Linked DNA regions of Mus musculus: region 2 is linked to region 1. The links are chromatin contacts, found by Hi-C or POLR2A ChIA-PET in ENCODE. All regions are on one chromosome and are shown on one strand. Each heading gives the region's core, a stretch centred on a gene start or an enhancer-like site at or near the end of the contact. The rest is flanking DNA. Distances are from core to core; before and after follow the strand shown. Region 1 holds the start of Miip (migration and invasion inhibitory protein). Region 2 holds the start of Mfn2 (mitofusin 2).

Region 1 (5,709 bases), core at 1,470-3,969:
CAGAGAAGACAAATAGCTGTCTGACAGTTCCCCAGAATTGTCTAGATAATGTTGGAGCATCCATCTTCAACCTTCTGGCAGTATACCTGACAGGCATATTTGTGAAGCAAGGCATATGAAGGACTTGTGTACCCTGTCTTGGCAGAGTTAGGCAGTCGACTTCGCCTGCATTTCAATTCGCCCATTTTGGACAGCATCCTATCTGCAGAGAGAATAAGGCATTTTCTTTGCCCAGTGGCAACTTGCTACATTAGAATCCATCTCCTAACGGAGATTCTTCAATGCTTATCCTTCCTTTTCCAAGTCGAATGGGGTGCTGCCAGGAGCTGACATGTCTCAATGTCAAAAAGGCCTTAAATTAATAAAAACACCTTTAAATGCCATTTTCTGTGGCCTCCGAGGTTTTTGAAGACCATCTATCTACTCATAGCATATGTGAACAATCAAATGTTGCTTTATATTATCAGTTCGACTTAGTTCGACCAGTCCGGTAACTCAAACTCCCCCCCCCCCCCCCCCCGCCAGTAATTGGTTATCACCAGTTTTATTTAACCGATAGTTTCAAACTGGGGAGTAAGGTTTATAAGAAAGGCTGGAGTACGTGAGGATCGGCTCACCTTGGAGCAATCGGATCTTGGGAAACAGAATTTAGCTTTTGACTACAAGCAGCACCAGACCAACCCAACCCCCTACAGCTAGCTGCCTGTAGTGCTGATGACATTAACATTTAGAGTCCATAGCTGAGTGGAAACAAGGACACCAGTAATCTGCACAGCACTTTCTAGCACTAGGAATGCCAGCCAGCAGGAAGCCTTCATTGAGCACAGTCCATGCCTTACTCCCCTGCGTCCTAGGTTCAAGGCACTGTGATGTTGTCAGCGTTGGGATCTTACAATCTAGCTCCTGTTTGCAACCAACCAGTGGCAATAGTCTTCTCGGGTTTGTGGCGCATCAGGGGTATCATAGGAAGGTAACCCACCTCTGGCTCTAAAATCTATGTTGAAAGAAAGCAAAAAATCATCTCTGTCCTCTGTCTCCACTGCGGGGGGGGGGGGGGGCTCCTCCTGATTTTAAGCTCTTTAACTGTTGCTTTGATGTTTCCAGGGAGAGAGAGAGAGAACCCCCACAGAGCCTACAGAAGTCAAGCCAGCTGCTGTTGGCTTTAAACTTAATTCTATTAGATCATGCAACTGAGCAGCCACGCTCCCCACTGTTATGTCCTTTATACAGAGGAGGCTAAATACAAAGCTCTTCCAAGTCTCTCTAGTTTCCCGGACAAAAGTTATCCTCATAGCTCTCGTGATGGGTACATCTTCCGGGCCCCTCCACTGTGGACAAGTAGCTTTTACACAAAGCCACTCTATCATTCCAAGTTCCCTAAGCCTTTCAATCCCATCCTCAATAGAATACCACTCCAGGGTGTCAGGCGACTGCAGCTCTCTTGTAGTAGGCCATCTCTGGACCCATGCTTCAGCCAACCAATCAAACAAACTCTTCACACCATTATCTTCAACAGTGCGGGCTATGACATTAAACTCACTATCAAGGCTCAAAGGACCTAAACTGAGAAATTCAATCTGATCCAGTATTGTGAGCCTCCCACCATTATCCCACACCCTTAAAATCCATTTCCTAGCATGTTCCTTTGCCTTTTGGCGATTTGAGTGAGCAAGTGAATTGAGTTCATGATTAGTATGGCGGTGTTTCTGACTTGTAAGGTCAGACAGAGACTTGGGTCTGGTGACAGGTTCAGAAGTAACTAAGGATGTTGAAGACTGGATCTGAGGGGCATCTGCTTTGTCCTGCTGGGTGCGTTCTTTAGACAAGGCATAACCACTTTCCTCAGACAAGGATGGAGAGGCCAAGACAGTGGGCAACTCAGCTTCCTCAGACCCTTCAGAATCTATGTCCTCCCACACATCTCCATCCCAGGTTACCGGATCCCATTCTTTACCAATCAGTGCCCTCACCTTATCTGCAGACACTTTCCGGGCAGGCTGACACATGACCTGGGATTGCACATCAGCTAACCTCACAATGAGGGCTTCAGTCTGTTTTTCCCCAACTTCAATCCTGTGGCGGTAGGAAAGAAGAGTCTCCCCCAGGACACACTTAGAAGCCTTTAGATCATTTATGTGCATTCGGAGCTGGGAAATTTCATCTCTGAATTGGTCCCTTTCCTTTGTTACTTTATCCAGAAATGCCAGAAGCAGCTCGCCAACTGCGTCATAGTCCCTAATCTTGCAGAAATGTTCAAAAGTATGGTACACAGAGTCATTAAGTTCCTTACCGCTCGAAAAGGATGAATCGGGGAGATCGGCCACATTTATCTTCTGCAGCAGCTCACGCCATGGGTTAACAGTGTCATTATCCGGAGAGTCATTATCCGGAGAGTCCTCGGCAAGTTCAGGTTTGAAGAGCCAGCTCGAGAAACCAGCAAGCGCACGTGGGAAATTCATCTTCAGACTTTTGTTTCCCTAGAACTCGGCTACTGCGTCCTACAAGCCTCGGATCCAAATTCCAGTTCGTCCCTGGCAAAAGCACTCTGGGGAGTTGCTAGTGTGGGGTCCGCGTGAAAAGGTCAAAGTTGCCGGAGTCTCTAGCCCCACCTATCCACTGCCATTAGAGACTTTACATCCGGAAATTGCGTAACCGAGTACTACTGACCAACCAGAGCCTGTCCTCAATTTGAATTGGTAGAATTAGCATTAACAGTTAACCAATCAGCAATGAGGTCCCATTAGCCCCTCCTTTCCATATTGAAACTGCCGCTTCCGGATGCGAAGAAACAAATATAAGGCGTCCTGGCACTGTCAATTGGCCGAGCAGGACAGCGGCGGAGGCCCCGCCCCAGCCTTAGCCAATTAGGACAACCACTGGAGGTTCCGCCCCTGCTGGAGGCGGATTCCCCGGCTGCTGGGAATCTGGGCTTTCGGGCGGAGAGCGTTGGCGTCCTTTTATCCATGGCAGCCGCTGATCTCGGGACCACAGAGGCGTGCCTTCGTCCCGCTAGACCGGTAGAGAAGGGGCAAGCGCCTAGGCCCCGGTGTGCACCCTGCCTGAGTGCGCGTGAGTGAGATGCTGGGGTCTTCTCTGCTCGCCCCCTGCAGCCTGCTCCGAAACCCAAGTCTCCAGGGGCCTGTAGGGTGGCAGGGCTGGGAAGGATAGGGGGGTCTGATTCGGCTGGAGGAGTCTGGGCTGGGGTTGTAAGAGAAGTGGGAAGTGCTTCTTTATATTGCAGACATCTCTTCCAGAAGCAAAAGAAAGTGTCTGGAGAGACGGCTCAGTGCTCTTAACCACTGAGTTCAATTCCCAGCAACCACATGGTGGCTCACAACCATCAGTAATGGAATCCTACGCCTTCTTCTGGTGTGTCCGAACAAATAAATAAATCTTTGAGAAAGAGAGAGAGAGAGAGAGAGAGAGAGAGAGAGAGCCCCTGAGTATAATTTTTGAGGACCAAAGCTGGCCGGAGAAGGGGTGGGGGTGGGGTTTGTGTCCCAGTCAGGGCCATGCTTTCCTCCGTGCAGACCCTTCATAGGGAGTCATGTGTCAACAAAGGTTTATTTGCCCCAGAGCACAGCCAACAGAACAGAGAAACGATTCCACCCAAGTGTGGCTGGGTGAACCAAGGAGTGTACGTATTGGGGTCATGACCCAAAGGCAGCTACATCACTGACAGTCCCACCGAGCACGGGTTCTGATCCACCCCCGCGCAGCTTTCAGGCAGCTCCATCTGAGAATGCTCTCCCCTGGACATAGTTTAAATCAACCTTGTGGAGGGAGCTCTAGGAATTTGCAGCCTTCTGAAGAGATTCTCTCCTCCCACCATCAGGGAGAAGTTTGAAAGTCAGGGGAAGTAGCCACTGCACAACAAGCAGGAACCTACATTTTGGTTCAAACCCTGCTTTTGACATTTAGTAGCTGTGTGACCTTGGGATATACATGCAAATTAAAGAAAGGAAGAAAGAAAGAAAGAAAAGCAAAGAAATGAATTGACCAGGAGAAGACTTGTGGCAGAGAAAAAGGCTTAATGCTTCCAGTTCTGGGTTCAGTGCCAGCTCCAGATAGTATGAGACCCCGACTTAGAGCGTTTCTCCCTGGAAGGTAAAGCCCCTAGACGTTCCCCAAGCTTGTTTTCCCTGATCTCTAAAAATGCAGCCAGAAAAAAGCTCTTTGTTCTCTATAGCCAGCAAAAAGCCTTTTTGTTTCTATACTTTACAACCAGAGATGCCTACCTTCCTGTGCCAATGACACGGAGATAAAAATTCAGAAAGAACTCACTCCCCACTCCTGCCTTGTAAATTTCACCAAGGACACCCGGAAGAGAACTCCTCCCAACTCTTCCTAACTCCTCCCAACTCTCCTCCCAACTCCTCCCAACTCTTCCTAACTCCTCCTAACTCTTCCTAACTCCTCCCAACTCTCCTCCCAACTCCTCCCAACTCTTCCTAACTCCTCCCAACTCTCCTCCCAACTCTTCCTAACTCCTATCAACTCTCCTCCCAACTCCTCCCAATTCCTCAGCTAGCTGTTAAAAGCCCCCTAACTGTCACCACTCAGGGTCGAACTCCCCTGCCCTGCACAATAGCACAAGTCATTAAGCTTTAAATTAGCATGCTGCACTAGTCTTTTCTATATGATAAAGGAGTCAGATTAATATTAAAAATAAGTTCTTATATGTGTGGGTATAGGGCAAGCACATGCCCTGACCCATGAATGTATGGAGGTAAGAAGACAATTCATGAGAGTCAGTTCTCTCTACTCTGTAGGCCCTGGGAATTGAACTCAGATCGTCAAGCTTGGCAGCAAGCACCTTTATCTATTGAGACGTCTCACAGGCCCCAGGAATTAGATTACATAGGGAAGGCCCAGTGGGAGTTGTCGTCTCTTGGCAGGCAAGGAAGCAGAGAGGATAATAAGTAAACAGGGTGAGGCTGCAGGGTGATGATCTTAATCTAGGCCTGTGTGGCAGGGTTCCTCCCTCATTTTTCTTGTCATTGCTGTTTTGACTTCAGGTGGAACCTAGGGTCAGCACCTCTGCAGCCCAGAGACAGTGACATTACTGTGAGAAGCCCGCATGCCCAATATGGCAGAGACTAAAGACCCCGTTCGGCTTCGGCTGCTTAGCCTGGAGCTCCTGAAGCAGCTTTGGGCTGGGCACGAAGCCATGTGTCGGTCGGTGGTGAGAGCAGCATCAGGGGTAGGTGGCTAAACTTGGTAATGCCCAGGTGTCGAGGAAAGACAGTTTATGCTGTGATGCACCCATTTCATTGACGGTGCAAAACTGAGGCCTTGGGAGGAAGGGACTGGGTTGGGATACCCCAAAGCCACAGCAGGGTAAATTACAAGGTCCACAGCAAGCCAGAGTGCCTGGGCATTGGCTGGGCTGCTGCCTGGGTAACCTGACCTGTTTCTTACAGTCAAACTTGGATTGTAGCAGCAACAACTTAGAGATGCCACTGTCCCAAGAGACTTCTTCCGCTTCCTCAGTGGCCCCCAGCTCACAGGACAAAAGACACATGTTGGACCCACTGGACAGTCGTCGAGATGACACGTTTGATGTGGCCTGGTATGTCAAGTTCAACTCCAGGATGGACTCTTTCCTACCTGCCACAGGCCAACACCAGGAGCCCCAGGAAGAACTACGGCCCCCCTCAGTACCCTTGCTAGCCACTCAGGGTCTGAAGGGGCCAGTGTCTTTGGGAG
Region 2 (5,882 bases), core at 2,709-5,208, 36 kb before region 1:
TTACAGAGGAGGGGTGGGGGTTTACTGTGTTTGTTGAGCTGGTGTCTCTGTGTAGCCCATGGTGATCTGGAACTCATGTGTCTCCTAGACTGGCCTGGAACTCAGGCAGTCCTCCTACCGTAGCTCCCTAGTGCTCAGTGTTACAGGCTTGCTTCTTAATCTGTTTTCTGTTGCTACACTGTTACAGAATACTACAGGTCTGGGTAATTTGCAGAGATGCAGGGGTATCCAGCCTTTTGACAGTTGCCACCAGATGCTGTCATCTTCAAATGTGTTGAGCTGATTTCATAGCTATCTTGGGACACGTGACACTCAGGCTACCGGTTGGATGCACCTGGATTGGAAGTTTATATCACTGGGTGTGGTGGTGCACATCTGTAATCCCAGCCTTGGGAGGCAGAGGTGGGAGAATGGAAAGTTTCAAAAAAAAAAAAAATCAATAATGGATTAAACGGAAGCATAGAAGTTGATGAATTCTGGAAGCGGTGCTGTGGTGGAGAATATCACATGGCCAGGCAGAGGGTGCACGTTACCTCAGATTTCTCTTCCACTGAGGCCACCGTGGAGGTCCACTCTCCTGATCTCATCTAGTCCTGATTACTTCCCAGAAGTCATTGCCTTTAATGGGTCTTTCCACAAGTGAACATGGATGGTGTCTTAGGTTTCTGAGTGTTTGGGAAAAAAAAAAACAAAACCCTCTCTAAAAGCAACTTGGAGAGGAAAGGGTTTATTTCAAGTTACAAATTTTAAGTCACACTGAGGGAAATCAGGACGGGAACTAAGGCAGAGGCTATGATGCTAACTGGCTTACTCTGCATTATTTGCTTATCATGCTCTCTCTATCTTTCTCTCTCTCTCTCTCTCTCTCTCTCTCTCTCTCTCTCTCTCTCTCTCTCTCTCTCTCTCACACACACACACACACACACACACACACACACACACACACACACACACTTTTTTTTTTTTTTTTGGTTTTTCGAGACAGGGTTTCTCTGTGTAGCCCTGGCTGTCCTGGAACTCATTTTGTAGACCAGGCTGGCCTCGAACTCAGAAATCTGCCTGCCTCTGCCTCCCGAGTGCGTGCACCACCACCACCTGGCACACACACATTTTTTAATCTTATTTTTTTGGAGACAAGTTTTCTTTGTGTAACAGCCCTGTCTGTCTTGGAACTCACTCTGTAAACCAGGATGTGACCTTGAAATCAGAAGAGATCCACCTGCCTCTGCCTCCTGAGTGCTTGGATTAAAGGCATGAGCAACCATGCCTGGTTTGTCATCCTGCTTTCTTATACAACCTAGGGCCACCTGCCTGACCACAGTAGTGCCTACAGTCAACTGGGTCCTTCCACATCAATTCACCATTCAAGAAAACACTTCACAAGCTTGCCTACAGACCGATCTTATGGAGGTATTTTCTCTACAGATTTACCCTATTCAGATGAGTCTATCTTGTGTCAAGTAGACAAACAACCCCAAAACTGACCAGCACAGATATCAAACACATTCAGACCATAGAAGTAGGTGAAAGGAGTTAGTACTCCAGTTGGAAACAACCAGTCATTCAGGAATTGTGTACATTGAGGCTGGTGAGTCGGCTCATCCGGCAGTCACCTGAACAAACCTGATGCCCTGAGTTTGATTCCCAGAACTGCCATGTAAAGGGTAGAAAGAACTGACTCCACACATGTACCCCCTACATACATCATTCGCGAGTGTGCACGCACACACTAATAATAAAAATTAAAAACAATGTATGCCTTGTAGAGGATTCTTGAGTTTTGTTCATTTGTGGCAAAGTTTCCTGTGTAATCCAGGCTGGCCTCTCACCTGTGATCCTCCTGCCTCAACCCCTGAGTACTGGGATGACTGACATGAACCGTCATGTCCTGTCCAGGGTTGTTTCTAATAGTGACCATTTTCTGGTATGTGCAATTCATATACACAGTGGAAAAGTCGATCAAAACAGGAATAACTGACATAAGAAAAGCCCCCTGCAGTTGAACCCCAGTACTCGCTAGACCCATTTCTAGTGGCAGTCTGCAGTACTGGAGGAACCTTGCCATTGAGGGGTTAAAGGAAGAGCCTCACAGTTTGGAGTTCTGGTTTAGGCAAGCCCAAGTGGAATGTAAGATTAGAAGCCTGGGAATGGGCTCAGAAGTTCCCTCTTCTGTCCAGGTTGGGATGGGAGCCTAGGCCAAAGCTTTCAGGGAGGCTACAGCAGAGGCAGAATGGACAGGAGAGAGTTTGGGAAAGCTCCTCCAAGCCTCTGGCTTGAGTAAGATTCTGCCAAAGGGAAAGGAAACAGTCTTCAGTTTTGTACTCAAAGAATTCCCTGGGGAGGCTGGAGATGATGGAGGAGGAGATACTTAGCGCACACTATACCCCAAGGCAAGTGCTGGGTGTGTCTCTCCAGTTCAGAGTCAGATGTTCCAGACAAGAAGCTGCCCTATGGGCAGTGACTACAGGCCAGCTCCCATGACTCACCTCTCTGGAGACTCGTAACCGGCGTGCTGATTTACCTCTGAGGCTGTTTGTGGCATGACTGTACCCTGGCTATAGGGCAGTGCCAATCGGTAGAAAGCATAACATGGCAGCTAGGTGTGTCAGTGAGATGACTACAGTCCTAGCCCTTGGGAGGCAGAGTAAAAAGATCATCAATTCAAGGCTGGTTTGGGCTACATAGTGGGAAGCCTGCCCCCAAACAAACAAAAGCAAGGTCGCATGGGCCACAGACACAGTTAAAATATTCAGCTAGCCATATTATCTGCTTTTAAATACTTGGCTTGTTGTTTTTATTTAATGTGTATGGGATGCTGCCTGCATGTATGGAAGTGTATCAGAAGTGTGCCTGGTTCCCCCTGGAAGACAGAGAGGACACTGGATCCCCTGAATTGTAGTTACCGATGTGAGCTAACATGTAGGTGTTGGGTCCTCTGTAAAAGCCATCTCTCTAGGCCCCAACCATATTCATTTATCGTGTGTGGTTGATGTACACGTGCCCTGGCTCTTGTACGGAGGTTAGAGGACAACATTTTATGAGCAGGTTCTTTCCTTCCACCGTGTGGGTTCCTGGAGATGGAACTCAAGCTGTCAGGCTTGGTAGCAGCCATTTATACCTACTGAGCCTTTTTTGTGACCGCCACTATTAGCTCTACTTTTAGAAGTAAGAAGAAACGGGGTGGGGGGGGCGATTTAATTAAGATAATGTATTTCATTTAGCCCAGTTTATCCAAAGCTATAACAACACATCAATATAAAATTACTAATAAGGTAGTTTGCATTTCTTTTTATATTAAACATTGGGGCATTTCTCAGTTTGTAGCAGCTGCATTTCAGGGTCTCAGTAGCTACAAGTGGCTGGTGGGTGTTACTACAGAGCCCAGGCTTGGAGCCCTCCCAGCTTGGGGTCCAATGCAGTATCCCAGTTCTTGGAACAAAATGAGGGGCCAGTGAATGGCATGTGAGGTTGGATAATCATGTCCTGAATGTCCTGGGACTGAGTGAAAATTAAAAACTGCATGTTAGATAGCCAGTGCAATGACTGTCACCTAGTAGCTGCCTGATGCGTTGTGGCTGCTGTTTAGTTGCCTCAAAGGCAACTGAAGGACAATTACTTCACCCTAACGGTCTGTTTGTTCCCTTTGAAGACACTCGGATTATGAAATGCGAGTCTGGATTTCAAAACTGACAGGTGTTATACAGGGTCAAATTCTGGAGCAGCAACAACAAAAAAGGCGCAACAACAAAAAAGGCGCACGCAAACCTCTAATCGGTACCCTTGTCGTGTCCTGCCCGCTCCCCTCCCCGCCGTCCACCCTCTCCCCTCCCCCAACCCCCGTCCCGTTCTCCCACCCCTCCAACCCCTGCTTGACAGCTCGAGGCTCCGCCCTACCCCACCCTGACGGACGCTGATCCAAACTACAACTCCCATGACGCGCTGGGAGCCCCACCCTACAGCTTACGTCATCTGCACGAGACACGGGACGGTTACCAGGCACGCGGGGGCTCCTTTTGGAGCGCGGAGTTCCTAGACACTGTGGTATAGGAGTGGTAAGGTTGAGGTGACAGCGTTCAGAGGCCATCGGCTCGTCCGGGCTGCAGCGGGGCGAGTGACGAGCGCAGCCCCCTCCCCTCCCGCTTCTCTCGGTGTGGCGCCGGCTAGTGACGTGTTGGGTGTGATGGCCGCCGCGAGGCCGGGAAGGTGAAGGTGAGAGGGCGAGCGCGCCGGGGTGGTGGAACCGGCAGGCCCGGGCCGGGAGAGTCCTGAGCCACCCGGCTTAGGACGCTGGGCCTCTGGGGCCTCTGGGCCTCGGGCTCAGGCTCGGGTCACACGGGCGTTTCCCCTGCTGCGGCCTCGCCGTCAAGCCCTGCTCGGCTCTGAGGAGGGGGCGGGCCACCGGACTGAAGGCTGGGAGGTGGGCTCCTCCTCGCAGCTCCCCACACCCTGATGTCTCAGCCCTGTGATCTCCATTCAAGGTCCCTGACCCATTCCCGGTTTTCATCCAGTACTTTTCTTTTTTTGCCAGCATTTTTTTTTTTTCAGCACCCGGTTCACTGTACCCCACTTACGGTGGAAGTCTTTTTACTTATATGCCTTTTCATTGCACCGTTAAGACTCTGAGGGTTGGAGCTATTCTTAATCCGTCCCTGACCCTAGCACCTAACACATTGAAAGGCCACAGTGAATACTGAAAAAGATAGCTGTTTGGAAGGAGAAAGGCAACACTACTGGCCTCCATCTCTTGTAGTACTTTTCTATCCTGTTTTCTAGCTTTGCCAATCATCTCTCCCTTCGTCAGAAAAGGACTCTTGATTGTCCCCTTTTTGTCTTAGGTAGGAAAACACAAGTGAGCTTTGGAGTCACAGCTAGTGTAGTTTGGTGTCTAGCTTGGCTGCTTGGCTCTATACATCTTCCTAGTACTGTAGAGACCAAGTTTGCTCCATAGACTTGAGAATGGAAGGAGAGACTTTACAGTAGCAGGGATACTCTGGCCTTTGTCAGGTCTATTTTTCTTCCTCTCCTCTCCACTCCCCTTCCACTTCTAGTTGGCAGTTCCCCAGTCCTGAAGGCCAGGCCTTGGCCTGATTCAGCTCCCTTCTCTCTCTGGCTGTGTCTTAGCGAGGACCTCTTTGGTGCCTTGCATTAGCACATGGCTTAATATATTAGCACACGGCTAATGTGTTTGTCTCATTGTCATTGTTATTGTCTCCTCCCCCTCCACACACACACTTCCTCACCTGCTTCCTCAACACCGCAATGAGTAAGCTTCCCTCAGGGATGAGTTAGTTTGGCTTTAACACCTGATTAAACATATTTTGCATTTTCTTTCCTGGTGGCCCAGTGACCTCTGCCTTTTTCCTTTCCAGAAGCTTGGACAGGTGGAGTCAACACCATCAGGGGCCAACCTGGACCTGAATCAGCACAGAGGAGACCTCGAGTCCTTTTCATCTTTCTGACTCCAGCCATGTCCACGATGCCCAACCTGTGAAGGTCTCTTACCAGCTAGAAAGTAAGTGAGAGCTGTGGTTTGGCCACCATGGATCTAGATGAAGAGCAAAAGGGTGTGTTCTGCTGGCTCTCGGCTGGCGAGTCTCTCGGAGTGGATCCTGGAGCACAGAGCTCGTGGCTTCCAACTTGTGTCGGAAGGAGCTGCTGTATCTCCTTTCTGCTTCCACGGGGATTTCACTGGTTGACAGTTCAAAGCATGGCCAGGATCTGTCCCTCTCCTCCTTGTTTGTTTGTCCCTGTGCTGGCTCCTTTCCGTCTCTGCTTGGCAGGGGTTGGATTCTTATCATGGCTCCAAGAGTCTGCTGTGCCCTTTACCCTCTGTACTCTTTCGTTTCAATTTCTCAGCTTCTCCTCTGTTCCAGTTGTACAAC

Evidence for each region. Hi-C counts contacts between places; a loop is a spot of excess contacts on that map. ChIA-PET counts read pairs that join two places held with the same protein, here RNA polymerase II (POLR2A).
Region 2: a loop to region 1 is called in a map of heart, with 2.2 times the contacts of the local background. The contact joins the promoter of Mfn2 here to the promoter of Miip in region 1. A Hi-C loop is called at or near these places in 5 of 37 maps with a recorded cell type or tissue (gastrocnemius, heart and v-Abl transformed pro-B cells). POLR2A ChIA-PET finds 5 or more read pairs at or near these places in 3 of 5 experiments (Patski and embryonic stem cell).

What each region holds. Positions count from the first base shown.
Region 1 is chr4:147,865,729-147,871,437 of GRCm38, reverse strand. It overlaps Miip (migration and invasion inhibitory protein), which reads left to right and starts at 2,719. Exons shown (of 10, transcript NM_001025365.2): 1 at 2,719-3,069; 2 at 5,019-5,203; 3 at 5,424-5,709. The coding sequence starts at 5,081. It overlaps Fv1 (Friend virus susceptibility 1), which reads right to left and starts at 2,459. Exons shown (of 1, transcript NM_010244.3): 1 at 1,080-2,459. The coding sequence starts at 2,459. The coding sequence ends at 1,080.
Region 2 is chr4:147,902,985-147,908,866 of GRCm38, reverse strand. Mfn2 (mitofusin 2) reads left to right here and starts at 3,958. Exons shown (of 19, transcript NM_133201.3): 1 at 3,958-4,209; 2 at 5,370-5,512.